7 separate regions of the Mus musculus genome follow, and all the other regions are linked to region 4. Evidence: chromatin loops called from intact Hi-C (ENCODE). Cell type or tissue: heart. All regions are shown on one strand. Links, peaks and the distances in the headings refer to the core of each region. The heading gives the core; the rest is flanking DNA. Region 1 overlaps Cdk6 (cyclin-dependent kinase 6). Region 2 overlaps Cdk6 (cyclin-dependent kinase 6). Region 3 overlaps Cdk6 (cyclin-dependent kinase 6). Region 4 holds the start of Cdk6 (cyclin-dependent kinase 6). Region 5 has its middle 47 kb from the start of Gm36548. Region 6 has its middle 120 kb from the start of Gm36548. Region 7 has its middle 120 kb from the start of Gm36548.

Region 1 (4,501 bases), core at 137-4,136, 170 kb before region 4:
AGATATACCAAGTCTTCACCTACACCCGAAGCTTCGCTTTGTGGTGTGATACAACAGTTCTGTGAAAATGTGTTTTCAGGCAGCTCGTCCGGCACGGCTTGTGACACGCATCACTTTGGCTGAGGTTCGTAAATTAAAGAGCAATATTCTAAACCATTACATAAATTAGACTCAAAGATAAGGTTAAAAACTACGATGGGCCTGTCTTATGGAAGCGCTGTGTAATGGTATTCCAGAGTGAGAAACAGAAAATTAGAAAGGGTATCATTTAGATTCCCCCCTGACTACCATTCTGGGATCAGAAATGTGGAGGAAACAGCGAGTCATAAAAGAGCTTTGGAAATAGGCGGACGTGGCTTCAAATTCAGCACCTGCCCTTAATTGACAGGTAAGGACAAATTACATGACAACTATGAGCCCTGGTGTCTTTATGTACGTGACAACAATAATTTATGGTTACAATGAGGGTTGGCGGTAATTTACTGAAACTGCACATTACAGTACCATTTGTTACTTATTAATGGTAAGCAGGTGGCCCTATATGATTTATCCAGGTGTAGTATTATTTATAGTTTATGTATAGGTGCTAAGTGTATTTGGACGGTACAGACTCAGTAACTCTGAACTAAAAGAAGACAAAATCACAGTTGAGCGGACAGGATATATGGTGACCTAGATAATGATCCAAACTATTTTAACCCTAACTAGAAATGGCGCTGGCCTGAATTAAGGTTCTGTTCTGACTTCCTGACGCGCAGGCCTAGAAAGCGTGGTCACAAGCATCTTTTAGGAAAGGAGGTGGTAAATGTCACAGGATAATATAATGTGACAGGTAAATGTCACAGGGCTTTATCACTGTTCCCTTCCCTTTACAGAGCCCAGGTCACAGACCTCCCTGGAAAGAGCAGCTTCGCCATCACCCACGCACATGCCCCTGGGTGCCGAGGCAAGACACTAACTCTGTCCCCACTGGGCATCTGCAGAGAGTTACATTACTCAGGCATACAAAGACTCATGGATAGACTTCCTGGAATCATTGAGCAAAATCATGACTTGGGCATCATATAAGTGTGCTCAATAGCCAGGTCTATAGTGGGTAATGAAGGGGTAAAAATGTTGTCATAATCACGAAAAGTAACATGGGGATGGGTTTGGGTAGTATGGGATATGGCTGACAAACAGTTTGAAATGTGTGCCCTTTTGTACAAGGACTTTAGTACATCCTCATTATCAGCCCCTTAGGAACGGATTGTAATCATGCTTAGACTTTAAATCACTTTATTGACAGACAGCATCTTTTCTTTTGAGATAGTGTTTCACTAGGTATCCCAGGCTGGTCTCCAACTGAAAATCCTCCTGTCTCAGCCTCCTGAGTGTTATTAGTAGCTTTGAACATACTTGCTGATTTGAAACCTTATGAATACAGCAGTCAGAAGCCAGACGCTTTCAGGGAAACAGTCTGTCTGCCAGTCTGATATGTAAATACATATTAACCACACCTAATGCATGGATACATATCACACACATACACACATACACAAATACATACGAATAAAACTTAGAGCCTGTTGTCTTCTCCATCTCCTGTAAAAAGCTGTGAGAGACACATAGGTCAGGTGTGCCACCTCACTGTAGGGATGGAAGACAAAATGAGGAAGGAGAATGCCTGCCCAGGTCACACACTGTGCGGACAGCCTCGGTTCTCCTCACTCCATGTTCAGCATCTTTTTTTTTATACCTCCACTTAACTATGATACTGGTCTTAGAAAACGCTCTAAATGTCATGGCCTAACTGCTTTCCTTCTGAAGCACTCAATGCTCTCTGAAAGTAGAAATGTGTCTACAGCTTACCTTGTTAAGAGTCTGAGACTATGACTTTCCTTAGGAAAAAAAAAATCAGCTTCCTGTCCAATAAGGACTGTCATGGCCCTTAATGAGCATAATGAAATCATGACAGGTTCATTCGATAAGGCCTGCATCATAATTCTCTATTTGGACGGTTGGATAGAATCTGTAACCGTTCACTGTTTACACGGGGAAGAACTACAGGGCACAGACTGTAAAATGGCTGTGGTGGAAATAATGAAGTGGGTTAGCAGTGACACTAGGGTGCAGCATTGTCCTTTTCCCGTTGAGAGCACTGTTCAGAGAAATGAAACAAAGCCAGTATAATCTAAAGGCACCAAACATACAAGGCTTTCCAGCTGCTCTTCTGTTAGCTATGTGGGAGTGCCAGGCCTTGGCCAAAAGTCAAGCAGGCTTTCCCACGGAACAAGCAAAAAGTCCCTTCTGTCCTACTGCATTGGCTTTGTGGCAGTACACGTAATGCCACAGGTCCAGAGACTGGGTGCTGGAGGTGGCTAGGAATCCCACCAGGCATAAGAAATGGAGAGCAGATGATGGCCTCCAGGGCCCAGCAGGCACACACTACCAAGATCACCTTTTCACGCAACAGGGTAATACTAGAAAGTTTATGTTCCTGGGTCCTTCTTGAAGATCACATGCATACAGGACACGTTCCACAGTCTCAGAGTCCAGTGGTTAGCGACAGGAACTTTCCATGCATAGGCAGCCTAACAAAAGGCTAGGTGGACAAAGTGTCCACTTTACAGTATCACCAGGAGATGAGGTGCTGGTGACTGCCTAGGACCTGGGAAGTCACCAGACCATACCAGATCAGTTCCTGAAAGAACCTCAGCTTTGGGGTGATTCCAGGTTTGAGGCAATCACATTTAAATAGGAAAATTCTGTAGGGGCACTATTTGGACACGGGTAGAGGGAAGGGGTCTTATAGATTTAAAATTCCATAAAAAGTACTTGTGCTTGAGATTCATAAAAGTGTTAACAGTGGTGATTTTTAGCCAGGACCCTATCTCTTTCCATTTTCCCTTTCTTGGGGTGGGACTCAGCAAAAGGATGCCACACAGCACGCCTTGTGAGAAGGCCCAGTTACATTCTAGTGACACGAAAAGCGTGCACAAACATGCAGGTATGAATGAAATTTGCAAATCACCGGAGAGCGATGGAGCAATGCATGAGCTGGAGACAGGCGGCACGGAGAAACTGGAGTCCCTTCCATCGCTCAGGGGGGAAAGTTAACGAAGAAAAGGGTTAAGTTAGCAATTGGGAGCTGGGCACGGTGCAGTAAACCCACTCCAGGTTATCCTCAATGGGAACAGGATGTCGATTTGGACAGGCTGGGGTTCTACGCCACCACCAAGTGTCCCATCTCTTACGAGAAGTAAATTTGATGTGACCTCAAGCAGCCAACACATCTGTACCATGGAGTGGGAGCTCAGAGCTCAAGCAAGGAGAAGCAGCAAAGACCCACCCAGGCAACACGAAAGCATTCAGGGCACAGCATCAAGGCTACGCGTCATGACCGGGCCCCGTGTGACACAGCTCTACTCTACCTTGTGGGGACTCATCACACAACTAGTCAGACTGCCTGCAGTAGCAGCTTGGAGCAAGGAAGATAAGAGAAAGTCAGAGGAAAGCCACTGCAAATGCTTCATGTGATGGACAACTATAAAAGTATTACTTACTCCAAGATTTTTCCTAGTTGATCCACGTCTGAACTTCCACGAAAAAGAGGCCTGCAAGAATAAAGAGAACATCTTCAAATCAGGCATTTCCTGAAAGTACGTTCCAATTATCTGTCATTAGCACTGCTCAGCAGCAAGCAAGACGCTCTTTTACTGACAGAAGCAAGGAGTGTGATCACCCCTCTCTGGTCAAGGGTGGCTTTCTGTGCACTTTCCTCCCAGCAGGGCCTCTTCTGGTTGCTGTGCTAGCTCATGTTCAGAACGAGTGTCCTGTTTGCAGCTGTGGCGGTGACAAAGCTACGACACTCTGCCTACAGGCCTGGGTTTTACAGTTCAGTGTAATTTAGCAATAGGGTGGAGCCCATCTCAGTCCGAGCCTCCCACTAAAGGTATGTGGGAGTCCCGAGGCTACCCTCAGCATGCTGTTCACACCCAGGGTCCTTCCTTGCGGGCCTCTCTCTTATCTGTCCTGGATCTGGGAGCGTGCAGCTTGCTGCTTCCTTAGTACTATACTTGCTAACCGTCACATGTTCAGAGGCAACTGTGCCCTCTTCTGAACTCAAAGCCTTTCTTATCTACAGCAACCATTTCACTGGCAATGAAATAAACTCCCTTTGTGACATTTCTGGTGTTTTCCCAAGTAGACCAAATAGTCCTTTGAGGGTGGGGACATCTGTAAGTTTCCCCATAAGTCTTGTCCTAATACTTTCCTCTAATTGACACACACTTATTACTATTATTTATTTATTATTATTGTACATCTGTAGTACACAAGTAAATCTTTTTTAGCTCTTTGCTTGGTGAACATAAATAGCTTTTTTTGTCTCCGTTTAATTTTTGAATATTTTTGAGTGAGAGCCTCTCCCCAAAGCTGGCTCTTGCCTGGAGTAGATTATTATGTGGACTCAAAGTAGCTTCAAATGCACCATCCTCCTGCCTCAGAGTCTCTACTGCCA
Region 2 (4,501 bases), core at 325-4,324, 83 kb before region 4:
GAATGAAGGGTTTGGAGGCTATGGGATTTCTGAGCTTGGCATACAGAGGGAAAGAGGAGGAGGCACAAGTAAGTTTTGTAAGTTGAACGTTTTTCCTGACCAAGTGACTCTTCTCCTGGACTTCACCTTCCAGGCCGACACTGCAGGACCCTGGGGAAGCAGGTTTTGTTGTTTTTTTCTGTGTAGAATGTCAGCCTTCTTGCAGCACATGTGCCAAGAATGGAAGCAGCCATCTCATTCCCTCACTACAATGGCCAACCGTACCACCTCACATTTCCCAACAAGGGCCCCCATCCAGGCCAGGGTCTGGTTTCAGAGCCTCTTTGAGGCTGAAGATGGATTTTTTTCTCCTAAGTTTTAACTCGCTATGTCTGTGGGCAGCTTTCCTTCACTTCTAGCTACTCACACATTTACTACATACAAAGCAGGTTATAAGAAAAGAATTATTGATACTGACTACCAGGGTGCTCCTCTTAAGATTCTGTAGACTGCCACCAGATGGACTATAAAGAGAAACTGGAGTTAAGTAATACTAAGGCTTATTATGGCCATGGATCTGAATGAGACAAAGAACAGGAGGACTTAAGTTCTCTGCCAAAACACGGCCTCAGGTCCTCTCTACTCTGGCCCATGATGCTTCCATCGGGCTGGGAAGTAGTTCAGGTCCACAGTCAAGTTCATTTCTCTAGTCCCTGAAGTATCACAGTTTCAGAACTCTGTGGCTGTTTCTCAAGTTACACCACAGAACACAGGTGGCACTCCTCCTGCTTGTCCTACCCTTATCCAAGCTGTGCCTTCCACATTATGTATGCAACTTAAAAATCCAGGTAATAGCAAAACTCATTTAGAGATTTCTAACTGACTCCTCCCTAGTGGCTAAGGTGCCAACAGGCTATTTCTGTGATCGGTTCCCATCCATAACAAACCCAGTCAGATGCGTCTGAGGTGTAGTAAGCAAAGCCCTTGTTTTCCTCTTAGCCACAGCTAGCGAAAAAAGCACACAGACATTCCGTTCACAGACTAAGTGTGGGCAGAAACAGCAGGAGGAGAATGAAGGGGGCAGTTTGTCAATTAAAACAGGAAGACTACATTTAACGCCAGGACAATGATCTCACTTACCACCGAGGTAAGGGCCATCTGAAAACTATAGATGCGGGCAAGGCCAAAGTCAGCCAGCTTTATCTGTCCACTGCTGGTCACCAGAATGTTCTGCGGTTTCAGATCACGATGCACTACTCTGTGAGAATGAAGAAAGTCCAGACCTCGGAGAAGCTGAAACATCATATCCTGCAGGAAACAACAAACATACAACAGTCAGCAGGTGCTCAAAGCAGTGTGTGCGAGCCACAGAATTCCCAGCAGTTGCCTGAAATGATGCCAGTCTCCCTTCCCCCACTTCTCATGCTCCCACAGGACACCATCAAACACAACTCCCTGAGAGTATTTTTTAGGAAAGGACAGCTTAAGAATAGTTTTCCCTGGTGTAGGAAATGTTCCAAAAGGCTAAACCTCAAACAATCACTGGTGGTTAGTGTTGGGGGCGGGGGTGGGAGTGGGGGGACACAGGATAAGGACTGAGCGAGCTTAGGGGGTTGAATTTTACTTCACAGACTTTTTTATTCATTAATTTCAACTGTCAGTATACAACAAATTATATAATTTAAGTATTTTCAAAACGGTTATTTTTATAGTGCTTATACCTAAGTGTCACTTCTCTTAAAGTTTTCTGTTTAGCAACTTACTTAGCCTAAACCACAACTCTGAGATAAATCGCCCTATTTTCATAGGTCAAGAAACTATCATATCAAAGTAAGCTAGATATTGGATCAAGGTCACAACACCAGGGTACTGATTTAGTGAACAGTGTAAAACCAAAAGAAAATACGAAACAATTTAAATCTCTTAACACAGCCCTTTATTATTTAAACAGGAAAGAAATACAGAAAGCAAGGCAAGCTATTTAAAGTCCCCGACTCGGTGTTTTCACTATGGCTGTTTCTCCTGCCATCTCTACCCTGAACTTGAGATGACTGCTTCCCTTGATAGATGGTAAATGCCTGAGCTGTGAGCCAAAATAAAGCTCTTCTCTCTCAAGTAGCTTCCAGTCAGATAGCCCGTCACAGCAACATAACAGTTACTAATACAAACTTGGTATGGGAAGACAGATTGTTGCTGTGATAAACCTGGCCACATGGCTCACAAATGGTTAGAAGTGGTCTGCAGGAAGCATGCAGGAGGAGTCCTAGGATGCTGTAAGCAGAACAAACTTACAGGAACATTTCATTGAGAGTGTGCAAGGCCAGAGTGCCAAATGTGGACAGCAGACTGTCATCATGAACTTTCAGACAAAACAAGAATTCAACCAGGGATCGGAGTGCAGATAACTGACAAGATAAGTAAATGTGACTGAGTTCTGCTGTACCCTGAATGGCTGAGTGAGGCTAAATTTAAACCTAATGGGATTGTTAGGCAGAGGATACTTTAAGATGACAGAGTGTCCAGGCTCTGGTGTGGTCACTGTTCGCTGCATTTAGACAGGTTTATAATAGGATTTCAAAACCAAAAATGGAACAAGATAGTGAAAAGAAAAAAGAAAAATCTGCAATTTGAGAGCACAGAGTGCCCTAGAGCCGTGGACAGGGCTGAGGACATGAGGCAAAAGCAATTTCAGCTGTAAAGGAGATTAATGAGTGACAAGAAAGAGAAGCCACACTCTCCATTAAGACATTGGTGCCTCTGGGGTCCCACTCATAGAAGAGGTCAGAGTATAAAACTGTAAGTTCATTTTAACATCTGGCATCTGAAAAGAGAATCCCAGATTTAAAAGCAATAAGCCCGAACAAAGAATAGCACCACATAGATCGCCTATTTCAAAGGGCTGCACAGGGAGGCATTTGCCCTGGTTTGCTTGCAGGTGCTTGGACGCCACTGCAGCCATCTCAAGCTGGCATCAGAACTTATCACTTATGGTGCTGTTGCCAGGCAAGCAGAATGTAGCAGTTATATGGTAATAGATGCTCACCTCAAGGTTCCAGAAGAAAAGAAACTGTGTAGTAGGGAGAGAGAAATTGGTAAGAAGATCTAAGAAGCTGATGTGTACAGCTGTGGAAGGGAAGAAGCCTATATGTCAATGGAGACTACACACTATTGGAGATGATAGCAATGAGTTTCAGTCGTGCTTTCATTGCTATCCTCCTGATCTTCCCTTTTGCAATCAATGGGAGTGTTTATTCCATGTTACTATATACATTGTAAGAATGTAGCTTGTTTTCCATCTTTACAGGGGCTCACAGCTAAGAGTTTGCCCTGAATTTTTTAATGGTTCCACTTATTAACTCTGGGGATTCTTGAAGCTAAACTGAATAAAGTTTGTATTAATTATGAAGTGGTCATGAGCCTATGAGCCTATGAGGACCAGGAATGGAGTGCTATGGTTTGGATGTGAAATACTCCTCACAGGTCCTCTGTTTCTTGGCTGCTATAGCTATGACCTGCTGTCACCACTGTGCCTGCCTATGACAGGCTATTCTAAACCGTGAGCCCAAACTAATCTCTCTCCAACTGAGTTGCTTCTGTTCACTATTTGATTAGGTCAGCAGAACCCTAACTAAGAGCAACACTAAATCAGTTCACTGAGAACAACATCCGGTTTGGGGGTCATTTTCTAGAGTTTAGAATTCTGTCTTCTGAAAATCAAATCCTTTGCTCTTCCACCTGTCACATGGAGAAAACAGCATTTACTTTTCCTAATAAGAGGTTCAAATCAACCAACATAATGCAACATTTGAGGAGAGTTTTAGGCACACAGGAAGCATTTAGCAGATGGGAATTATTAATGGGGAGGGGAGAATGGCTGTTTGCCTCCTGTTTCCCGGGAGAGCCAGATTCACAAACAACTAAAGGAACACGCAGGCAACCAACACTGTAAGGTCAGTGTCCACAGGTGCAAAGAGGGGCCAGGCAATGATACGGGAGTGTGGACATGAGTTCTGAGGCTCCTAATGAGCATTCTGAGCTGGCAGGAGCTACTTCCTAAGCTTTCAAATGTATATTGGACCTGCTCTGGTGAGGAGTGGCCTTGCAATACTTGGGGTCTAATATCAGTCAACAACTATGCGAAAGCGAAGCACAGGGTGCCAAACTGAGTCGTCTTCTGTGGAGGCAAATCCATCTTTATTGGGAACACATGCACACAGCTTGTAAGCATTGAATTTTTAAAAAGCATGACTAACTTCAAGTAATGTCATCCTGGCTCATCATGCTAACTTCCTGTCCACTAAGCATCATTTCTTAAAGTAGCACAGGGAGAGAAATCTGCTTGGTTCATGCTGAACTGTTCAAAGGTAAGGAGACAATTCGCAGTATAAAAGCTAAAAACTTGGACTAACTTATTAATTAATAAAGCCCACGTGAACCTATAAAACGCCTGAACTGTAGAGTAAAAGAGTATGCATTGCCTCTGTGTTTCAATATAGAGCATTATACAAAATTAGTAGTTATA
Region 3 (4,501 bases), core at 195-4,194, 89 kb before region 4:
GCCCCATTTTTAGACTCTGCCAAACCTTTAGAATAAACACATGAGCAGTACTAAAGTAAATTCGCCTACACTTTCCCCTTCTTTTATTTTCCCAAGATGAGAAGGCAGGCTAGTCCTCCACAGCCAACTGTCAAGTCTAACTAACCTTCATAGTTACGTGAGATTTAAAAACCATCAGCACCCTGGCAGACACCAGGCCCAGCTACAGTACCACTCACTCACCATGTTAAACCCTAGAGAAAGGAGAGCTAGAACCTGGGGTAAATAAGAGGATGGACTCAGTCAAGGACATCACTGAGAAATGGACTTGAGAAAATAGTGGTCGGGTCAGAGGTCAGCTGGAAACCCCGTATCATAGCATCATCATTTAGAAAATGGCCCTGGATTTTTGGCAAGACCTATAGAGATAGAAACAATACCTCTGACCTTCTCAAGTGCCCTCATGGGTCAAGTCACGTGACCTACGATAAAGGAGGTATCATCAAACTTTCCTTGAGATATCATGGTTTCACCAGAGGCCTCGAGAAATCTTGATCTTTAAATAAAGTCACAGCATCCAGGAAGTGTAAGTGTCCAAGTTGCGGGGGGTGGGGGGATGGGGAGAGGGGAGGGGGTTTGTGATCATGAACAAAATCTGAAGGTTAAAGGACACCCAGACAGACATTCCTAATAGAAATGTTCCTCTGCTGGGGCTCAAGAGGCTCAAGTTATGATCAGAAGGGACAAAGAGAGTGAGATGATTTGACGGAATTTTTGTCTAGGTGCTCACAACTGAGGCCGTGATGCAGCAGGCTGTGCAGGGGAGGTCTAGGTGCTCACAACTGAGGCCGTGATGCAGCAGGCTGTGCAGGGGAGAGGGGCTGGAAATGTACCCATCCACTTATTGTGAAAATCTGGAGTTGGGAAACAAGCTCAAAGGACAATGAAACATTTTGTGGTATTAGATAATTAGTCGCATAAACTGATGTCTATGGCTGGCGATGAGGAGAGAGAAGTAGGTAGGGGCTGCCCTGTAAACAAACGTACAAACAAGCTGGGAGCTGGGACTCGCTATTTAGGTATTGGTGAATCAGGCCTCATGGATTTACTCACTCTGTGTAAAACGAGAACTGAATGACTCAGAACAGTTAAGCCAAATGCTACAAAATTTCATTAACATATCTTGACTTATACTATGAGATTACGAAAGCGCAGACAAAATGAAGGTACAGCTACCTCCCCCTGCCTCACACAGTAGTTGTGACAGCTGCAAACAAGAAGTTCATATAGCTGAAGAATTAAAGAGAGCACAAAAATCCTAGTTACAGAAACATTGTTTTACATTATATTCTAAGGACCACGCCTCACAGTCAGAGTATGGAAACACCACCTTCCAGTGAGGCAAACTTGCAAAGAGGAAGTTGCCCTATGACATAAAGTTTCGGATTGCTCAGTGCCTAACATGGCACTGAAATGTATTCCCTTAGGAATGCTAAAGGTAAGAGACAGGGATATTCTGTCATCTTCTGGAGCCCCGGGGAACCACGGCTTGCAAGGCCTCACTAAAGCACCTGGTCTCCACAACCTTCACACGTGCTATCTTTACATTTGAGTCTGATCTCAGGCTTCTGAGATCTAGTGACACCACATGCAATGTTTATGACAAGACATAAAAAGCCAGGAGACAAGCAGTCTCTATGCACACCATCCCTAGATGGGGTATGCTGGCCAAACTTGTACAGAGGACTTGAGAGGAAGCCAATCCTTCCCCGTGAGTAAAATATTCCCCAGGCAGAAGCTTCACAGCTCACCTATTTTTGTCTGAACTAATTCATAACAGTCACCACTCATGAAGGATCTGGCCTTAGGTGGGCAAATGAACGCCTATCTTCTATGGACAAGGAGACAGTCATGGATCCACCTCAGCAGCAGGGCTGGTGTAACAGGCACAGCCGCCTACAGCGGTTTTCTGTACAGCGCAGAACTCATTCTCTTTTGTACATGGGAGAAACTCATACAGTGGCCATTGGTGGCCGCTGTGACTGTGAGCAGAGTCAGCCTATCAGACAGCGACTCAACCGTGTTTTATTACCACCGAGAATGAGCAACAGAGGGATCTGGACAAGGTCTCGTGTTTGTTTTGGCCCTGGCATTTTCCACGTACGCAGCCTTGGGAATCCTAAAGAAAACGTGTTCTCTTCCCAGCTCTGCACTGCTTCCATTGTACTCCACTTCCCTCACAGGTCAAAGTGAAAACGAAACCCACACAAACACCCCATTGTTAGCTATGAAATATGTACTGGCAACTGCGAGTATTAACAAAATAGTCCTGTTTGTGTCATGGCGAGATGTTGAGACCGGAGGGCGTTCCAGGAGCCTTTCCTGCTTCAGAGGCGTGTCCTGAACTTTTGCTGAGGTGCTGAGGCGACAGGACTTTGGGGTTTTCCTGTGATACTCAGGTAATGCTGGATTTGATTCATTCGGTATGCACTGGCAGCCTCCGTAGGCTTCTGTGGGAGCTGCTCAGCTGCCGGGCTGAGGCTCAATCCCTGCCAGGTCTCCATAGTAAATACAACATGCACAGAGAGGAAAACAAACATAAAGAATTTATTTTCTCGCGTAAAAGATGACATTGTTTTCAACTTCTGGTCCTACTTCACTTTGTCACTTGAGCGTGCCAACTGGGTGTCATGCAAGGACTTCATTCCAGGCACACATAGAGAAAACAAGTGCAGATGGCTTGATGCACACACATCCAGTGGAGCTGAATGCAGACAGGTTCTGGAAGGACGATGCTGTGACCTTTGCAGACATCCTACATCCTGGCACAGGTGACCAGTGTGGGCTTCTCTAGCTCCAGCCCTAGTAGATCCATGGGTCATGTGACTCCACAGAACGGGAAATTCTTCCTCGGTTGTATTTTGCTGTTTCTAAAGGCACATTGCTTCCTGAGACTGTTGTGCTCAGATCTACTTCCCAATTCTGCTTTAAGCTCTGAGAGCAGACACCCTGTCCACTTGAGTTCAGCATCTCCTCTAAGGTGGTGGACAGAGCCCAGCACAGAGGAGGTGACTGGGAATTGTTGACTGAAAGCCAGAACTCCATTTCCTTACCTCCCCTAAGCATATAAAAGCTGTTGTCTGAAATTGAAGAGTTTCTTCACTGTTTACCAAGTGCTAACAACACAGAGACAGGGACATATGCACATACATGCACGCACGCACCTGTGCGCACACCCCCACCCACCCCTACTGCACTGGCTCAGCTGGCTCAGGGCAGTGTAAGCAGTTCGAAGTGTCAGACTGGCAGTACTAAACCTTCAGAATCTTATTAGCGCCGTTAAAAATCCCCTTCATTGTTTCCTGTACTATTTTATGTCTCTAACAGCAGCCTTACAAGGTTTGCAACTGTCTGGTGATTTTTACATGGGAAAATGTTTTCAGGATTGTATGACCATTAGATATGGATGGACTCAGAGAAAGAGCTTTGGAGGAAAGTCACATGTGAAAATGTGTAAAGCTTTTTACAAAGCTCTAAGAGTACAAGCTATTGTTAAAACAAAACAAAACAAAACAAACAAACAAACAAACAAAACCAGTCACACAGAGACAGGTGAAGAAAATAGGAAAAGCTGTCTAATAATTCTCCTATTCCTTTATTTGGAAGATGTTAATTATCTTAGAAGAATATAAAACCTCTTCTAAAGCTGCTAATATCAAAATACAATGAGTTAGAAATAATGTCCTTTAGTAAGGAGAGGTACAATATTCCTATATGTCCTTCAGTTCTCTGTTCAGGACAAAACGTTTGATTCAGCCAGGTGACTAGTTCAGCAAAGAAGATTACCGTAAATGCAAGACCTGAGTTCAAGCCATCTTTCGGTTCTCACATAAGACCAAGCTATGGCGTATAACTGTCATGATTTTTGCTCAGAGATTCCAGCCAAGGGCTCAGTCAACACAACGACACAGAATGAGCTTGGGAATTTGAAGGTTTGGCTTTAGTACCAGTGAGGAGCGATGTGGAATACTGAAACCATTAAATGTATAAGCAATTCTTTCCTGATTTTTCTAATGACTCAAACGCATGTGTCTACATGTTGGCATGTCTTAACTTATTCATTAAAAAGTATTTCTTTAATGCCCAGGAGAACATCCAGGTGGAGCAAGACTGAGTATCTCACTTCAAATGACTCACCGCTGCTTTATAAATAAAAGCCCCAAATAACTACCAACAAGATAGAAAATAACGCCAAGGAAAGAACAGTCAGTTTCTGAAGGGGTCTCAGGAAAGACTCTATAGATCAAGCCTCGGCAATGAGCAATGTACACGCTTTTCACAGCAGTTAAGATGGTGGTCTCAGGTCAGTTAACTTGCAAATCTCTTGCCTGTCTGCAAATTACGTGGCTTTCCATTTCCTTGTGTGACATAACCTAGTGTAAAATGGGTATTTCTAGGTAGTGGAGTGCAGCCTATTAAAAGAATACTAAAAATAATTTATCAGTTTACTCTGAAAGACAGC
Region 4 (4,501 bases), core at 242-4,241:
ATGCTGGGGTGGGCTTCGATGACACAGGTCTTCTGCCTCTGTACATAGGCCCTCTCCCATATTCATATAAAAAAAAAAAAACTCACCAAGCTGGACTTACACAAGTCTTGCTGTGTCTAAACAGGAATCTGATTTGTTCTGTAATAATGTCAGACAGAGAATTATGCCTTCCCGGGGACCTGTTCTAGGCCAAGGATCTGATTATCTCTGACATATCCAGTGCCTGAGGTGGCTTTAAATTTAGAGGATTTTCACCTATGCTCTTGCTTTATCCTCACAACTCTAAGTAGGCAGGTGTCAAACGAGGTAAAATAAATTTAGAAAGCGCATCTTCTTTTTGCATATAAGCAGATGCTCCTGAACTCACAATTCAAAATCCCACTGTGGGATCAACTAAAAACCATCTAGAGACACACCAGTCACAGGAGGATAAAACAGGAGAACAGGGTGAGCGAGCTAGCCAAAACTCTTCTGTTACAGGGACTTGTATTGAACTGCACTCAATGATTGGTTATACAAGGGTGTTTGTTTGGAGGAATGCTACTTTTTATTTACATATATGATTATTACCTTTTATCTGGACACCCCACAGGTAACAGACAAACGAAATTTGATATTAAATTCTAATGTTGAAAGTCATCCTTTCCTACAGCTATAGTGATCCTCTAGGGTAGTGAATGACTCTGAGCCAGCAGGCAACTTTCAGGATCACAGACCTCTCTGAAGTGCAAGACACAGACAGACAGACAGACAGACAGACAGTAATCCACTTTTAGTAAAACCTGACTTTCTAGAAGACTCATTCTCCCTCGTCTCATTATCTTTTGCTGTTGCACCCCACATACCCCTGCCACCCAACTAAAGCATAGGTATAATGGCGGCCCTTTATTTACATTGGCTTTTTACTTATTTATGTAGTATGATTCACTTGTGAGTCTGATTATATTGGGAACAAAGTGCTAGCAAAAAACAAAAACAAAAACAAAACAAAAACAAAAAACCCAACCCCACCAAAAGACAAACAAACAAATAAATAAACAGAAAAAAAAACAAAAAACAAAAAACAAAACGAACACCCAGCCTAGTAGAGGAGTTAAAAGCCCTTTAACAACCACCTCCCAGGAAGATTCTGTAGACTCTGAGTCCTAGAGGGCTTGGTATTTCAAAGGTCAGTCTCGGGTCGCTCCTTTTTGATGACTAATGTTACATTGTTTGCCTTTTACAAAAATATTTAGCTGTTCTTATTTACATAACTTCATCCCAGGGCATACAGTAGGCACATATTTGTTGTAAGGAATCCCTACAGGAATGAGAAGACAGGATGAAGACGCCAAGATCATCCCTCTAAAAAGAAGAGCTGAGAATGTTAACTCATCACCTAATTTGTAGAAAAGTCTGTGCATTCCCTTTTAACTTCCAGCTATGCATCTGTTTAAAAAAAGAGAATGAGAAAAGGCACAATGGGGAAATCCCAGCATCTTCGAGAAAACACCATTATCTTCAGTCACAGGAGACTGGGTTAGGAATGCCTCCCCCACCCACCTGCACAACTCTTCCAGGGAAAACAGAGGCTTTAAAATCTAAAGCACAGACTCACATCTAACCAATGAGAGAGGCATTCTAAGTCAGATCATACCAGTCCACAGATACTAAATGATACAATCAGAAAACCCTTTGAGAAGCAATCGCCCTCCACCCTACCACCCACTCTCCCTCCCTTTCTTTTCTCAGACAGGGTCTTTTGTAGCTCAGGAGGGTCTTGAACTCTGGATCTTCCTGGTTCAGTGTTCCCAGTACCCAGCCTTGAAAGACATTTTTCAAACAATGTTTAACACTAGGTGTCAGAGTCTAAACTTCTGAACTTCTAAGACCATCAGAAACCATTCTACAACTATAAAAAAAAAGTCACCACTGTGGGTTTGATTGGCAAACACATTCTTACACATTTCTTAAACTTTATTTACATTATGCTCCACCCTTAAAGTTTCCTTCTAATTATCTGCAAGCTGGATAACTATCTCACTCTGTCTCTCAAAAATCCCCCCACCGACGGGGAAAGTTAAGTAAGGGCTGGAGGGATTGTCTGGTTTTGTCCCTAAAAGACACCCAACGCCCCCCCGGAACCCTTGGGGCACGCAGAGCGAAAGCTCTTCAGAATAGCTTGGCTGCCCGGAAGCCACCGCAGGTCTCTTTTTCTGCCCTGTCTAACAGAGTCACCGGTTTTATCTGGGGAAACTCAACTCTTAACTTTAGTTGGGCCACCAGCCGCCCCTTGCCCAGCACCTTCCCGGACCCCATAGCCAGGGCTCCCGGCTCACCTGACCACGTTGGGGTGCTCGAAGGTCTCCAGGTGCCTCAGCACCGCCACCTCGCGGATGGTGGAGAGCGGCATGCCCTCCTCACTGGTCTGCACTCGCACGCGCTTCAGAGCCACGAAGCGGCCGCCGTTCTTCAGGTCGCGGGCCTTGAACACCTTCCCATAGGCGCCTTCGCCGATCTCCGCCACGCACTCATACTGCTGATCGGCGCGACTCAGGCTGTCCTTCTCCATGCTGGCTTCAGGCTGCGGGTGCGGCACAGTGGAACCGGGGTGCTCACTCGCTGCCTTACACGCCTCGGGGAGTCGGACTCGCGGCCGCCGGGCTAGACGGACCGACCTTCTCGCCCGCGGGTGCAAGCCGGGCGCAGCCGCTGCGAAACTCCGCCTAGCCGAGTCGCCGCGCCGCCGCCGCAGGAGAGCGCCGATCCCTCCTCTTCCCCCTCCGCAGCGATTACATAGTCTGCCCACAATCTCTGCACCTAGGAGGAGGAGACCGGAGGACAAGGAGAAAGTGTGATCAGACTGCCCGGGAGACTTCCACAGGGTTCCACCAGCTCCTCTCCTCCTCCCTCTACTCGCACTGGTTGCCTAATCGGGCCGGGTTTCTCGGAGAAAAACCAAGTTACTTTTCTTCCACAGCAGGGCTCGTGCAGTCTTCACGAAGGAGAGGTTGCTGGGGCCCCTCGGGGATGAGCGCAGCGCGGGACGCAGCGGGACGAGAGGGGGCGTGCCGAGCAGCCCAGAGTGTGCCCGGAGCGCGGGGGAGGGGAGGCGCCGGGCGCGTCAATGTCACGGCTCAATATTTATACCTATATTATTGTTCTCCGCTGCCCTCCCTGACTCCAGGGGCCTGGTCGTGCAGGGTATGGGGCGACCTGGGGGAGTTCGGAAGCTGGCGTAAAAGCACCGGGGGTTCACCCACGTGGGGCCGCAGAACGGGGTTGGGGCTCCTAGAACCCTGTAACCCGATGCTGCGAGTATGCGAGTAGGGGTGGTCAGACATCTGCTCGGAAATTGCTTCCTTTCTTTTCTACTTTCAGTTTTTCTACAGGGAGACATTTGAAAGGGACTCGCTCTCACAAATGGTCTTTGGGGTATGGCAAGCTTAGTGGGAGACGAAATTCTGCCTCCGATTCGGAGGACCTCCCTGGTGGAAACTCAGCGAGGACAGACCATCTGGTAGGGGAGGGCTGGGGCTACTAGAGGTGGGAGAGCGAGGGGTCCTGGAAGGGGAGTAGTGTCGTGCTCCCCACCTCACACATACACAAACACAAAGATCCGAAGGATGTGGGAAAGGAAGGTACGTCACACTTTCACTCGTCCTGTCCTGAAAAAGTAACTTCGGGACTTTGCTAGCTAATCGGGACTGGTCCTTAAGTTTTCAAGCCGTGCAAAAGCAACCGCCCTTACGACGGTGGGGGTAGGGGGCAGTAAACGTAGGTCTCCCCGGTGTGAGAAGGGGCTGCCCTTGTGTCGAGACTTCCGAATCCCCGCCCGGTATCCTGGGCGGCTGAATGTCGGTAGCTGAGACAGTCGCTCTGTTCTCCAAAGGCCAGAGGCTAGGTCCCACGCGCGCGGTCGGGCGCCCCCTCCCCGTTCTGTTGTTTAGGGATGACCGAGTGAGCCTTCCCGTCCCACAGCGGCCTTAGTCTGGGCTGGACCTTGTTCCACCACAGCCGCGTGTCCGGAACGGTCTGCATGCGTTTACCTGCCCCGTACCCATCCCCCCCACCACCACGCTCTTCTGCCTGGTATTAAAGAACACATGGAGCGACCCCCACTGGATGCCAGCATAGCACCGCCCGGCCAAGGCAGGGCCACTCCCCGTTCCTTTGAGAGCTTTCCTAAAAAGCTGCGGAAAGGACCCTCCAGCCCTCACCCGGGGGTCCGAGCCAGGTCGAGGGCCACACAGGTAGCGGGAGCAACGGCCTTGGCGCCCGCCCTCCCCCTCTGCCGGTGTCCAGCCTAGGCTCCAGGAGGGGGCAGCCGTCCCACCCCCGCGGGCCTACACCCCCCGGACCGGAGCGGCGGTGCCTAGCCCCCTCCCCTCCTCCACTTTTTCGTAGTTGTTGTTGCTTTCCCACGCTGGCTGAATGTGACTTGACCCCATTTCAAAAAAGTTTGACATAGCGCTTCAACATTTCCGCATTCCTCCGCGACTACAAAGGCTGCAGCCGCCTC
Region 5 (4,501 bases), core at 256-4,255, 120 kb after region 4:
AAAATCCCAGAAGTAGTGGCTATATTAAGTCTTATTTTATGGTGAGGAAATTAAGTAATCTCCCCAAGTTCACAGAGCTATAGAATGCCAGAGATAGGATTTCAGGACAGTCAGTCTGTCTCCAACCGTATCCAACCTACCCTTTTGTTCTAGTGACTAATGGATTTACAGTGCCAGTCGGGATATGTTCAATGGGGATGCATTTAGTTAACACATAGGAGGATGGGGGTAGCGAGATTGAATAAAGGCTGAGTCAATGGCTTTGACTTCATTGACTCTTACTCGACTGGGCTAAATGAGCTCAGCCGACTCGGTGTCTCAGCGCACTCAGGAATGATGAAAGCCTTGCCCCCGAGTTAAAGGCTGTTGGTCTGGGAAAGAAGAGGCATTAGGAGGCTCTTCTGTTGGTTGTGGGATGGAGCAGATTCACAGAATAAAGGCCAAGAACATTCGAGTGACAACCTGTGCCCGTTAAGCTCACTGACAGCCAGAGCAGAACTTGTTCATTTACGGGCACCATTGAGAAGCCCTTATTATTCAACCTGTGTCTCCAGGGAAAATGTTTTCACCATTTAAAACAAAAAGCAGTTTGTCTCCACATCAATTTAAATCTTGTCGAAATGATGACGAGTCTTCACAGACCCTTTCCTCCATTGTCATCAGCCTTTGGGAAAGCTGGATCTTGTCCTGCAATTCCAAAGTGTGTTTTGAATTTGATGCGCAACCCTGAGTCCATTGACTGTGGATCAATTTGAACTTTTTTCCAGCGCTGCCTCATCTTACTTTTTCTAAGAGATACAGACAAAAGGAAAAGAAAGAATCTGCCTCAAAGGCCCCCGGAATGAGCCCCCCCCCAGCTGGCTTTCTCTGTAGTTGTTGTCATCCCCGAGAAATGCACGTATGTGTTGCAAACAGCGGGAGCTGTGGCATGCTCGCTGAGGATGGGTCCAGCCTCCCGCAGGACTGTGTGAATGGAATTCAGTATACACTGCAGCTTACAAATATTGTCCATTGTCATTTGTCCTCAACACTTGATAGATCAGTTTAGTCCAGAGCTCACTGATACGGAAGAGATATTGACTTGTCCCATTGTACAAACACAGAAAGGCCCAACCCCAAACCCTTGCCTCTGACCCCGAGCCCCATGTTCTATGAGCTGTGGGGTTGAGACAAGAAACTGCTAGAGCCAACAATGGCCCTGACAACCATACGTTATTGACTCAGACTGATTGGAAATTAAAGCACCAACCCAGGAGGAAATCCTGTACAGAGCTCGGGGTGTGCTCGGATGCTCTGTGCTGACGATCTCACTGAGTCATTATTCTCTGAAGAGAAGCAGACAGCCTACCAAATGCTTTTTGTCCTCTTTCCTTAGTGAAGTTTGGCATTGACTAAGGTGCCATGAGACGATGAATGTTTCATCTCTACCCTCCAATTCATATGACTTTTGGGAAGCCTTGTAACTTCTGGGTGTCTCCATTTAATTAGTTTGTGAGAAATGAGCAGTTCTATTGCTCACTTTCTAAATCATCCAAGACAGCTCTGGACTGTGATATGGACATCCATCCATGGGTTTAGGGCTGAGGTGAGATGCTGAGGAAAGCAGGCACTCACTTCTTCCCATGCTGGGCTCATCCTTCCTTAAGAATTGGGTAGCTCTTTGCATCCAACAGACAACAGTGTAGTACAGATCTGTCCTGTCTTGTTCTAGGTATCTTCCTTCCCCAAATATTATCAGGAACTTTCCCAATAGCCAAACAGACCTTGGGAGGTTGTGTTCATAAGGTAGCTTGTACTCCCTCTGCTGGCTGGCTTGTATTTCTACTCCTTAAAGGTTGTTTACTTTCAGTAAAGGAAATTTATTACGGGTGTTTTTAGTTTTTTGTGAGTACAACTTAGACAAAGCTTTTGATACTGTGTTTTCTGTGTCTGTAAGACTTACCATTTTCTTTAGCGAAAACAATATAGTCCCGGTCCGAAAATGTTTTATCAAGGTACTGTTAGTAAGGTTTAGCATTGCTAGCCAACTCCAATTAGTGACGTGAGATAGGAATGAAAGGACCATGAAGTATTAGCCGCTGCCATAAAACACTGAGAGGCTGCTCTAGGAACACGAGAAGAATCTGATTTTAATGGCAGCCTGAATCATCAAAGATTTGCTCGAATTTGTCAATTCGTAGTAATATCATGGAGCTATCATGCCGAGAGACTCAAGCTCTACATTCTGCTTGTGTTCTTCACTGGGTATGCTATAATGTTAGGCGATATAACAGACAGAAGAAATGCTATCTTGAAGAGAGTTCTAGCCAATGAATATAAAATGAGAGAATGGGAGTTCTAGCATTGTTTGCAGTTGCTAATTGACTAATAGTTCTCAGTGTGGGCATCAAAGCCCACCAGCCAGCCAGCTCTCCATGTGCTTCCTGGTGAGAGAACAGACCGCCACCTGTGCAGACGCCAGAGGTGTGGAATCAGAGATTGATAAATCCTTGGATCCAGGTGCCAGTAGACAGGAGTGCCAAAGGGCCCAGCCAGGAAGAGAAAGGGGAGTTGTCAGTGCTGCTTCTGTTGGCTGGGTTTTGAGCTCTGCTAGATAAATTCAATTTTGCCAAAACTCACGTAGTCTTAAGAATTTCTTCTTGTATATAATTTTGTATATTCATTTGATTTTCTATTTCGTTTAATCTGGTTTACCCTCTTAGAGCTCATTATAGGCTTAGATTAGAACTGGATGATAATGTGAGAAACTATTACAGATAAAGGTACTTAAGAGATGACTGGTTTTATGTTGTTGCCTCCTTCACCCAGGTACTGGGCTAGTTTTCCTCACAGGATTTATTGAGCACCTACTATGTGCGGGGCAGTTCTTACACACTGCTCCTTAACTCCTCAAAGGATACATTGTTCCTGTAACCTCAAAATCGTTACCTTGATTTTGCAGTTGAGGACAATGAGGTCCTGAAAGGGACAACCATTTTCTCCAAGTCACTTAGTTACTTGTGAAAACTGAGCTGAAGCCATACACTGAGCTCTTTTTCTCTTACCACAGGATACTCATTCACTATCTGCCTGCACTATTGCAGTTTTCATTATGTAATCAAAGCATCATTTTCTACACTGAATTTGAAATGAAATGGACCACGGGACTTGAGTTTCAGTGTGAGTTATAAGATTCGTTGCTTTGGGGTTAGCTGTCCTCATGCATAGCTATTTTGGCAAGCAGATGGAAGCGCATTTGAACATTAATAATTAAAGCATTGGGAACAGTGGTTCTCAACCTTCCTAATACGGAGACCCTGTAACACAGCTCCTCATGCCGTGGCGGCCCCCAGTCATACAATCATTCTGATAACTGTGATGATGCTACTGTGATGGATGGTAAATATCTGATCTGCGGCCCTAAGGGATCACGACCCCCATGTTAACAATCACTGCTTTAGAGGCTAGGAAGGCTGAGCTGGTAAAGTGCTTGCTCTAAGAGCATGAAGAACTGGGTTCAAGTCCCAGCATCCATGTGAAAACACATGCAGGGCTGCATACAATTGCAACCCCAGGGCTTGTAGGCAGAGACACAAACATCTCTAGGGTTCCCTGGAAAGACCTAGGGACCAGTGAGAGCTTTTGTGTCAATAATGTCTAAGCAACAACACATTGGCTTTCCCTCCACATTCATGCATGCACATGTGCATGTACTCCTGAACACACACACACACACACACACACACACACACACACACACACACACACACATACACACACACACACACACACATCTTAACCACTCCAAAATCTCAACTAATTTTTAATTTTTTCAGGAGAAAATATCCCTCATCCTTTAACATTTGGAAATGAGCCTTGACTGTGGGTTTTTTTTCCCATGTAATTAATAATAGATTTTTAAGGTACTTACGATGATTCTGGGAAGTGTTTCTTAGGTACTAGACCTCCCACATGCTTAGAAAACAATCACGTTAAACTTTCTCCCCTCCCCCTTACCCTCCCTTCTCCCTTACTCTCTCTTCTTCCACTCTTCTTCCAGTTCCCTCACATCCTCTTTCTCTCCCCTCCCTCTCTCTCTTCCTCCTCCCTCCTTCTTTCTTTCTTTCTTTCCTTCTTTCTTTCTTTCTTTCTTTCTTTCTTTCTTTTTCTTTCCTTCTCTCTCTCTCTCTCCCTCCCTCCCTCCGACCCTCCTCTCTCTCTCTCTTCCTTTCTTTCTTTCTTTCTTTCTCCCTCTCTCTCTCTCTCTCTCTTTCTTTCTTTCTTTCTTTCTTTCTTTCTTTCTTTCTTTCTTTCCTTCTCTCTCTCTCTCTCCCTCCCTCCCTCCTCTTTCTTTCTTTCCTTCTCTCTCTCTCTCCCTCCCTGCCTCCCTCCTCTTCCTTCCTTCCTTCCTTCCTTCCTTCCTTCCTTCCTTCCTTCCTCCCTCCCTCCCTCCCTCCCTCCCTCCCTCCCTCCCTCCCTCCCTCTCTCTCTCTCTTTCTTTCTTTCTTTCTTTCTTTCTTTC
Region 6 (4,501 bases), core at 233-4,232, 200 kb after region 4:
TGAAGCAACCTCAAACATCTCTTTATTTTGATGATATATTTTTGTAAAGAAAATAAATAATCATATGATCAGGAATGTATATAACTAAAAGAAATCAAGAAAAAATGACAGTATGCATTTTAAAAGAATTATAAATTATCAGTGCTTGGAATGGGGCTAAGGAAAGTGCTGAAATATAAAAAAAAAAGGAAATAATGTAGATTGTACCATTGTAAATGTTCACAAGTAGTTAAGCTTTAAATGAACAGGATTATTATGAATGAGTGTTAAGAAGGTCAGAGCCTGGCCTTCCGGTCTTTGCCCTGTGAGTATGGAAAGAAATACGGCAACCATAGGTCACTAGTCAACGGACCCCCAAAACTTGTGAATTTGATGCAAAATGACCATCCAGACACTGTTCCACCTGGGGATCCATCCCATAAACAACCACCAAACCCACACACTATTGCAGATACCAACAAGTTTTTGCTGACAGGAGCCTGATATAGCTGTCTCCTGAGAAGCTCTGCCAGTGCCTGACAAATACAGAAGTGGATGCACACAGTCATCCACTGGACAGAGCACAGGGTCCTCAATGAAGGAGCTAGAGAAAGCACCCAAGGAGCTGAAGGGGTTTGCAGCCCGATAGGAGGAACAACAATATGAACTAACCAGTACCCCCAGGACTCTCTGGGACTAAGCCACCAATCAAAGAAAACACATGGTGGGACTTGTGTCTCTAGCTGCATAAGTAGCAGAGGATGGCCTAGTCGGCCATCAATGGGAGGAGAGGCCCTTGGTCTTGGGAAGGTTCTATGCCCCAGTATAGGGGATGCCAGGGCCAGGAGGCGGGAGTGGGTGGGTTGGGGAGCAGGGGGAGGGAGGAGGGGATAGGGAATTTTCAGAGGGGAGACTAGGAAAGGGGACAACATTTGAAATATAAATAAAGAAAATATCTAGTAAAAAAAAAAGTAGGCTTTGTTTTTCAGCTTCCTCTGCAGTTCCATGTGAAGATTGGTAAATCAGTTTTTAATTGTATTATAATAAAACATAATTTGGATGGATATCTTGAAAAAATATATGTATCAGTTTTTGAGATTATAATTATTCCATTTTCCCTTCCCTTATCCCAAACCCTGCTATGTATGCCCCTTGTTCTTTTTAGGATTAATGGATTGTTTTCCTTAGTTGGACACTCACAGGCACGTGCACACATGCACATAAGCCCAGGCATGTGCACACTCTCACATCTCTGTGCATCAGGCCTTTAATGAGAGCTTCTTTCTCTGACAGCTCTGGAACTATTGGTTTACCTGAGATTGCTTGCTCCTCTCTGACTGGGAGTCTCAGATGCACACCCCAGGATGCTAGCGTGGTACAGTCCATATCTGCAGATGGCCTTCATCCTCACTGCAAGCCTGTCCTAAAGGAAATGGGATTATGCTTCACCAGCGGGATTTGGAATAGGAGCAACTTCCTGACTGATGGTTTCCTCCCATAGAATCTTTAAAATTAGAGTCGCTTCCTATTTTTCAATCTTTCCTTCTCTCTCTCTCTCTCTCTCTCTCTCTCTCTCTCTCTCTCTCTCTCTCTCCCTCCCTCCCTCCCTGCCTCTCTCTCTCTCTTTCTTTCTTTTTCAAGACTCTCCCCATGAATGTATATGCTCGTGTTGTTAAGAGGAGACAGCTTATTACCCACTCAAATTTCAAATTAGAGACAACTTAGAATACTTCAATTCTTTTCCGTAACAATTTAGCAGACAGCAAATGTCTTGTTCTTATCTCTTTTTTTTTTTTTTTTAAAGATTTATTTATTTATTATATGTAAGTACACTGTAGCTGTCTTCAGACACTCCAGAAGAGGGCGTCAGATCTCGTTACGGATGGTTGTGAGCCACCATGTGGTTGCTGGGATTTGAACTTCGGACCTTCGGAAGAGCAGTCGGGTGCTCTTACCCACTGAGCCATCTCACCAGCCCTTGTTCTTATCTCTTAAAGGACCCAAAAGTGCTTTAGCAAACTAAAGAAATAACAAGAAATATGTTTATGGAACAATAAATTATTGTCTATAAATAATATTATTTTCTCATTAGCAGCTATTTGAGAGAAACCCTGAAGGACCCCAAACTGAATTTGAAAAGCAAGTCTTTGCAGTGCTTACTGAAGATTGACACTATGATGCTGACAAATGAAGAAAAATATCAAGTATTACTGCCATCTAGTGACCACTTTGGGTCACCGCCACCATTTGCGGCAGCCCTGAACCTCACTCAGCTCTCACCCTCAAGTTCTGTGAATGGTTAAGTTGCCCAGGAAGGGTTGAGAGTCAGTTCACTCTTCCTGCTTTAAAAGTCAATCAGAGGTTACCAACGAGAGCCAATGAGAGACTAGCAAACAGATGCTGGTGTTTAAGACCTTTCACTTTTTGTTTCCTAATTGAATTTCATCTTGGTGACAGAATGTGATCGGAGTGGTAAATCGCTTGAGAGCTTATTGAAACTTCCTTTGGAAGTAAACGTGTGGTACATTTTTGTCACAGTTCTGTGAGCACTTGATGAACATACTATCTTTCTTTTTTCTACTTGTGTGTTTGTTTAAATTTTCATCTTACACAGCAAGTTTAAGTATTAATTGGGTTGCTCCACTTTTTCATAAGCTACGTTTATTCCTGACATCATTTTCTTCTGATCCAGATGATATAGACTTGTCCTCTCTAACTTTGATTCATCTCTTCTTATTGCACCGACATTTTTGCCCCTGTATTTAAAGTGATCGCCCCTGCCTTCAGGCCTTGTTTATCCACTACCAATTTCCCTACTATCGATTGTTTCAGGAAGGAATTTGTCTGGCCTCTGTCTCTCTGTTTCTATCTAACTTGCACGTGGGTGCACACACAAGTGAAGTAGAGTCCATGTTGGGCTCCCTCCATTACTCCCAGTTTTGCTTTTGACACGGGATCTCTCTGTAGGAGCTGAAGCTTGCCATTTTGACTAGACTGGCTGGCCAGGGAGCCCTTGGCATCCACTGTGTCTCTTCCCCCTGGGAACTGGGAATCAGTCATCATCACGGATGCAATGGTAAGCCCATGCCTGCTTTAAAAACTATCCTGCATTCTCTTGTCAGAAACTATATCTCAATAGTTTTGTTGCTTCCTCTTTGGTATTTAGCAAACAGAATATTTAGCGTTGTGTTACCGTTGGGTTTGACGTTCCTGTTGTCTTATGCACCTCAGGTGGATCATTCTTAGTTCCACATAGTATTCCACTCGTGTGTGTGTGTGTGTGTGTGTGTGTGTGTGTGTGTATTTTAAAGAACTTGTTTTTATTTATGTGTCCCTGTGTGCATTTGCCACATGTGAGCACTTGTAACATGGAGTTCAGAGGAGGGTGTCAGGCTCCTCAGAGCTGGACTTAGTTGTGAGCCAGTCATGTGGGTGCTGGGAACTGAACTCAGGTCCTCTGGATGAACAGCAAACATTCTTAACTGCTGAGCCATTTCTTCAGGCAGGTCCACATATTATGACTTTTGAGTATGTGAAGTCTACTCATTCTCTTGTCAAGAGATACTTATTTCTTACTTCAAGAGAGGCTGGACACCACTCATCCATTCCTTGGTGTACTCTCATGTGAGAACTTCCCAAGAAATTTTCATTGATCTTCCCTAACATCATCTTGGATCTCACACGCACTATTGTCTCGCCAGCAAGAACACACGCGTGAGAAACCGGATCCTTCTGCAGCAACTTTATTACACCAGTTTCAACATGAAGAGGAAGACCCCAAGCACCAAAAAGGCGCTGCTTATATACACCTTAGTGTGGCGTGTCCACACCTGATTGGCTGCTCTCCCAGAGCCTCATCACCATGCCCCGGGATGGGCCGTGACTTGGCACGAAAACACTCTCACACATGCGCACATTGCTTGTTTACCAATTAGGCCACGCAGGCACAGCGGAAACCGCTTCCCACACTTGGAAGATAGGGCATGCACAAACACTGACAATTATAATATCTCAAAGTTTCAGTTTGAATTTGAAGTGGCAAGTTATGTCCCTTTTCTCTTATAAATACTATCATTTTAAGATGCAATCACTCAAATATCAAGGCAGGGTGATGAGGGCTCCCACTAACAGGAAGAAACATGAAGACACACCTTCAGGGGAGTCTGAAATATTACATTCTCCCCTTTCCCCCTTAGACTCACGTTTCTGCACTTTGATCCTAATTTTTTTTTTTAAGATTTATTTATTTATTATATGTAAGTACACTGTAGCTGTCTTCAGACACTCCAGAAGAGGGAGTCAGATCTTGTTACAGATGGTTGTGAGCCACCATGGGGTTGCTGGGATTTGAACTCCGGATCTTCGGAAGAGCAGTCGGGTGCTCTTACCCACTGAGCCATCTCACCAGCCCCTGATCCTAATTCTTTTAAGCAATAATTGTATGTGTGTTTATTTGTGTGGCAGGAGGCCATGGGCACGCCACGACAATAATTGTATGTGTGTTTATTTGTGTGGCAGGAGG
Region 7 (4,501 bases), core at 329-4,328, 190 kb after region 4:
TCATATCTCTTTATGTGTTTTTACAAGAAGGTAATAAACATACCTGTATTTTTGCTTGTTTGTTGTTTTATTTTTTATTTTTTTTTTTTTTGTTTTTGAGACAGGGTTTCTCTGTATAGCCCTGGCTGTCCTGGAACTCACTCTGTAGACCACGCTGGCCTAGAACTCAGAAATCGACCTGCCCATGCCTCCCGAGTGCTGGGATTAAAGGCGTGCACCACCACGCACGGCAACACACCCGTATTTAAACCATTTTTGTAGGTAGAGCATATCTGCTCTGGGTTTTATTTTATAAGCTTGTGTCTACTTTTCATGTCTCCACAACTGCCTTGCATATTATACTGAATTTGCAATACATAAAATTTTATTTTAGGGCCAAATGTGGTTCTAGACTCTTGGCATGCAATTATCATTTTCTGTTTAAAGCGCAGAAAGATAAAAAAAATTAAAATTGTTTTTTATTATGATCTAAGTTTTTGGTAGTGATAGTCTCACACTGTGTACTCTTTTCTGGAAAAAAGAGAACAAATTTCTACCCACACTGGATAGAACACTGAAGATACACCAAAACCCAGTTTCACTCAAGGGCAGCATCATAAACCAATGGATTTTACTGGGGTTAGTTACAGAAGCAAGGTGACTCAATGGCCATTGCTTCATTGAAAAGTTTTCTTTTCTTTCTTTTTTTCTTTTATGAAATTAATTAATTTATTTTTTACACTCCATATTTTATCCCCCCATCCACCCTCTTACGTCTCCACATCCCACACCTCCTCCCCACCCCCTGTCTCCACATGGATGTCCCCCACCCCACCTGACTTCTAAACTCCCTGAGCCCTCTAGTCTCTTGAGGGTTAGGTGCATCATCTCTGAATGAACACAGACCTGACAGTCCTCTGCTGTATGCCTGTTGGGGGCCTCATATCAGCTGGTGTATGCTGTCTGTTTGGAGGTCCAGTGTTTGAGAGATCTCCGGGGTTCAGATTAATTAAGACTGCTGGTCCTCCTACAGGGTTGTCCTTCTCCTCAGCTTCTTTCAGCCTTCCCTAATTCAACAACAGGGGTCAGCTGCTTCTGTCCAATGGTTTGGTCAAATATCTGAGTCTGACTCTTTCAGCTGCAAGCTTGCTTTTCAATGCATCCCTGGATACATCTCCCTGCCCTTGTTGACGTCCAGCCCACTGTCCATCTGTGTATGTCCAACTCCCCTTGACCCCTCCAAAGCAGATTTTACTGCTTATATAACTTTGGGACTGGTGGGGCATAGCCTTTAAAAAAAATTATGACTTTCCTGAGCCTTGTAAGTTTCTTATATTATCTGGGCCTTGTGTGTTTCTTTTATTGCATTTTATGAATTTCACTTACTTCCTCCATGTAAGAGGTAATGTTTTAATTTGAGGAGATAGTTTCATAACCAAGAGAGATGCACTGATGGGCTGGGAAACCTTTGGACCAACCATTTCAACAAGGAGAAGAACAAGACAAAACCCGGAGAGTATCTACATTGGCCAAATAAAACAGAGTAATAAAATTGATTAGCTACCAACTTCATGATATCATATCTTATCATCTGAATGATTTAAAACTGTCTCAAAGATTCTCAAATCATGAAACCTTAAAGGCTTTTCCTGTATCTGTTGTTGTGTGTAGGTCTAAGTGCCTACATCTTTCCCACGCCCAGTCTTACTGCAGACAACCTGGTTATAGGAAAAAAACAAAGTTGAATTTCAAATTAATTTCTGTAGACATCCAACTATCGGAATACAACAAGGATAGATACAATAAAATTGCACACATCCAGAATGATTCTCGTCTTGCGCGCGCGTGCGCATGTGTGTGTTTTCATTTCTACGTGATAGCACTTGATTGACTCTTTGCAAGAAACACTGAATTAATTTCCCGGGCTTCCGAGGTCCACACAGTCAGCCACATACTAAAACAATCATTCTAGGTGGAGACTTTGGTCTGTTAGCCTTACAAAGAGGGCATCCGGGAAATGAGACAGTTCCCAGAAGGGTGACCAACTCTCACGTGTTGAGGGCACCTCCTTTTGTTCCCCAGCTGCTGCCACCCACCATCTCACTTGAGAGGCCCAGCAAGTTTGTCCCCAGGCAGGCCAAGCAGAGGTGCGGGAACATAAAACACATTCCAGCGGTTGGCATCTGGGCGAGCAGCTGCCAAGCACAGTCAGCGTGTGGCCGCGGGGACTACGGAGGCAGAGCCCACACCAGCACCGCCCTCGGAGAGCTGGCTGCATGCAGGCTTGGCTCTGCAGGCTCCATCTGCTCTCCCCACAACCCTGCCACCCCGCCCAGAGCATCAGTCTTATCTCAAAAGTTTGGGAAGTGTGCCCAGGGGGTTGGCATCTTTTTGTGGGGCAAGTGCGTGGTGTGCAGCTTTGGCACTCCGGATCTCGGGAGAGGAGGTGGTGCGGTGGGGAGAGTATTTCACATACCGCGGTGACTATGACTCAGGGAGAAGGGAAACCCCAGAATTACCACAAAGCCATCCAAATCCAGGCTTGGCCTCACCAGTCAGCTAAGAGCGATTCTGTTTCATCTGGTTTCAGGGCGGGTGTTTGTGTCTGTGTATACGTATGCATATTTCTGAGAATGAATTCTTCTCCCGGTTTTCTTCTTTGAAAATAGATTGCGGGTTGGGGGCAGGGAGCTCGTAATGCCTATTAGAACTTCAAGAGATTGGTTTTCACAGGACAGCGCTTCAGAAAGGAGTCCCTGAAATTATCTGGTAGCCGCTTCTCAGCGACATTTTCTGTGGATTCACTTTAACATTTCAGTCCTTTTGAAAGCTACTATGGTTAAATTAACCAAAATCGAAATTTAAAAAAAAGTTCCTAGATTCTTCCAGGCCTACTTCACATCATCAAATCAGGCCCCGCTGGAGGTCCCATTAAAATGGCAGCTCCCACTGAGAGAGAGACAAAAGCCCCTCACTGAATGGGGATGCTGGAATAGTGATGGACTTTCAGAACAGCTTTTTTTTTTAATCCATCAAAAAAAAAGTTACCTCTGCATCGACTGTGAGAGAGTATTTATTTAGCTCTCCACACTGTGGGAAATGAAGGCTGTCTCCCTGATAAGGACACCAGCCTTTCTTGGGAGAGGAGAGAAATAGGAAGCTGTAACATGGCTGAACAAATTCCTCCTTGCAACAGAAATCGTGGGATGTTTCAGATGTGAACAGCTAAATTTTGGTGTGGTTTGGGACAAATTAATATGACTCAAATCTCACCTCACACCGGAGGCTGCTTCTAAGGAAGGGGGTGGGATGAATGCATTCATGTTCCTCAAAGTTCTGGCCAACGCTGTCTCCATTAAATTTAAATGTGGCTCCCTCTTCCCCCCCCCCCTCCACAAGAAAGTGATTTAAAAAGAAATGGGGACACCGAGAACAAACTAAAAATATATCTAAACAGCTTAGCTGTGTGCCAAGAAGGCTCAACACATGACTATGTGATATCCTAGGCTACATGAATGGTGTTTTTTTTCTTTTGTTTGCTTGTTTTGTTTTGTTTTATGTGACAAACTAAAATCTCCTGACCTTTGATTTGAGGCTAACTATGTTAGCATGTTCAGTGTTCCCCAGTGCTTCCCATGCAGTCCCAACAGCTGTTATTTCAATTATGCAGGCCTAAGGACTCACAAGAAAGTATTGTCTGATGTTCCAGATGATGGCCTGCACTGTCATCTTAATCTATGAACAAGCCCGGCCCAGGGGGGATGCTTAGTTTGTAGCAGGGAAGGTCAATTACATTCTCATTAAATTGAACACGGATGGCATCCTGTGGAGGATTAAAGTTCTTGGCTGTTATGAAATTGCCTAATTATCACTACTACATTCGGAAGCAGAAGCTACTGTCAACGTTGGGAACATACTTGTGATTTAAGAAGCATGTGCATGCTGCTCAGAAGGACCTAGTGGGAAAGATGACTTTCCAGTAATCAATACTAGAAATAAGTTTTTGTTGGCCTTAAAACACAACCTATGATTATTCTTCTGCTGACTTAACATCCATAACCGTACTGGGTTTGGCAACCATTAAAACGTTATTACCTTCCTTCAGCCACTGTTCATCTGGAGACGTCCCTCCCTTCCCCCAAAACAAACAAACAAACAAACAACCCCAAAAAGCAAGTTGTTAGGCACTTTGAGGTAGGTGTCTCTTTTGAGAGGCCAAAGGATACCCAACCAATTTGGGAGGAACCCAGGACCCAGGTTCATTTCTCCCCCGACTGCAGACCACTGTATGATGCTGTTATCTCCAGAGTCTGTACTGCCTTGGCAATCGGTCTCATGACATTCTAATCTACTTCACTGAGCCAAAGCTTTTAAAAGTCGATTTAAAACTTTATTTATTCAGTTGCACATGCATGGCTTAAACACCACCAAATGCATCCTGGAGTTGGACATGAGACATGACATCCCTGAGCAGTAAATCCCTTGAATGAGTACATTTTCTTCCCCTGTGGGTGTCTTCTTC

The links. Peaks named below come from ENCODE experiments on the same cell type or tissue, not always from the same donor. Only the 100,000 strongest peaks of a DNase experiment are listed, where the experiment ranks them.
Region 1: a loop joins it to region 4, with 5 times the contacts of the local background. A loop is called at or near these places in 30 of 42 quality-filtered maps.
Region 2: a loop joins it to region 4, with 3.0 times the contacts of the local background. A loop is called at or near these places in 6 of 42 quality-filtered maps.
Region 3: it touches region 4 in a loop (4-fold over the local background); 6 of 42 quality-filtered maps call a loop at or near these places.
Region 5: it touches region 4 in a loop (6-fold over the local background); 10 of 42 quality-filtered maps call a loop at or near these places.
Region 6: a loop joins it to region 4, with 9 times the contacts of the local background. A loop is called at or near these places in 14 of 42 quality-filtered maps.
Region 7: it touches region 4 in a loop (6-fold over the local background); 14 of 42 quality-filtered maps call a loop at or near these places.

The regions. Positions count from the first base shown.
Region 1 is chr5:3,514,549-3,519,049 of GRCm38, reverse strand. It overlaps Cdk6 (cyclin-dependent kinase 6), which reads right to left. Exons shown (of 8, transcript NM_009873.3): 6 at 3,546-3,596. Among named protein-coding and RNA genes, the nearest start is that of Fam133b, 27 kb to the left of the region's middle. In heart, for the core only: a CTCF peak has its summit at 2,102; DNase peaks (open chromatin) are centred at 2,249 and 3,999.
Region 2 is chr5:3,425,777-3,430,277 of GRCm38, reverse strand. It overlaps Cdk6 (cyclin-dependent kinase 6), which reads right to left. Exons shown (of 8, transcript NM_009873.3): 4 at 1,120-1,287. Among named protein-coding and RNA genes, the nearest start is that of Gm29868, 15 kb to the right of the region's middle. In heart, for the core only: no CTCF peak of the experiment used is centred there; no DNase peak of the experiment used is centred there.
Region 3 is chr5:3,431,126-3,435,626 of GRCm38, reverse strand. All of the region lies in intron 4 of Cdk6 (cyclin-dependent kinase 6), which reads right to left. Among named protein-coding and RNA genes, the nearest start is that of Gm29868, 21 kb to the right of the region's middle. In heart, for the core only: a CTCF peak has its summit at 2,054; a DNase peak (open chromatin) is centred at 2,116.
Region 4 is chr5:3,342,417-3,346,917 of GRCm38, reverse strand. Cdk6 (cyclin-dependent kinase 6) reads right to left here and starts at 3,025. Exons shown (of 8, transcript NM_009873.3): 1 at 2,947-3,025; 2 at 2,319-2,799. The coding sequence starts at 2,551. Gm36470 (predicted gene, 36470) reads left to right here and starts at 3,359. Exons shown (of 4, transcript NR_168898.1): 1 at 3,359-3,620. In heart, for the core only: CTCF peaks have their summits at 2,376 (motif pointing left) and 3,053; DNase peaks (open chromatin) are centred at 2,367, 3,137 and 4,117; H3K4me3 peaks cover 2,350 bases; H3K27ac peaks cover 2,295 bases.
Region 5 is chr5:3,221,309-3,225,809 of GRCm38, reverse strand. No RefSeq gene overlaps it. Among named protein-coding and RNA genes, the nearest start is that of Gm36548, 47 kb to the left of the region's middle. In heart, for the core only: a CTCF peak has its summit at 1,806 (motif pointing left); no DNase peak of the experiment used is centred there.
Region 6 is chr5:3,144,496-3,148,996 of GRCm38, reverse strand. No RefSeq gene overlaps it. Among named protein-coding and RNA genes, the nearest start is that of Gm36548, 120 kb to the left of the region's middle. In heart, for the core only: CTCF peaks have their summits at 2,010 and 2,227 (motif pointing left); no DNase peak of the experiment used is centred there.
Region 7 is chr5:3,150,177-3,154,677 of GRCm38, reverse strand. No RefSeq gene overlaps it. Among named protein-coding and RNA genes, the nearest start is that of Gm36548, 120 kb to the left of the region's middle. In heart, for the core only: no CTCF peak of the experiment used is centred there; a DNase peak (open chromatin) is centred at 2,347; H3K4me3 peaks cover 687 bases.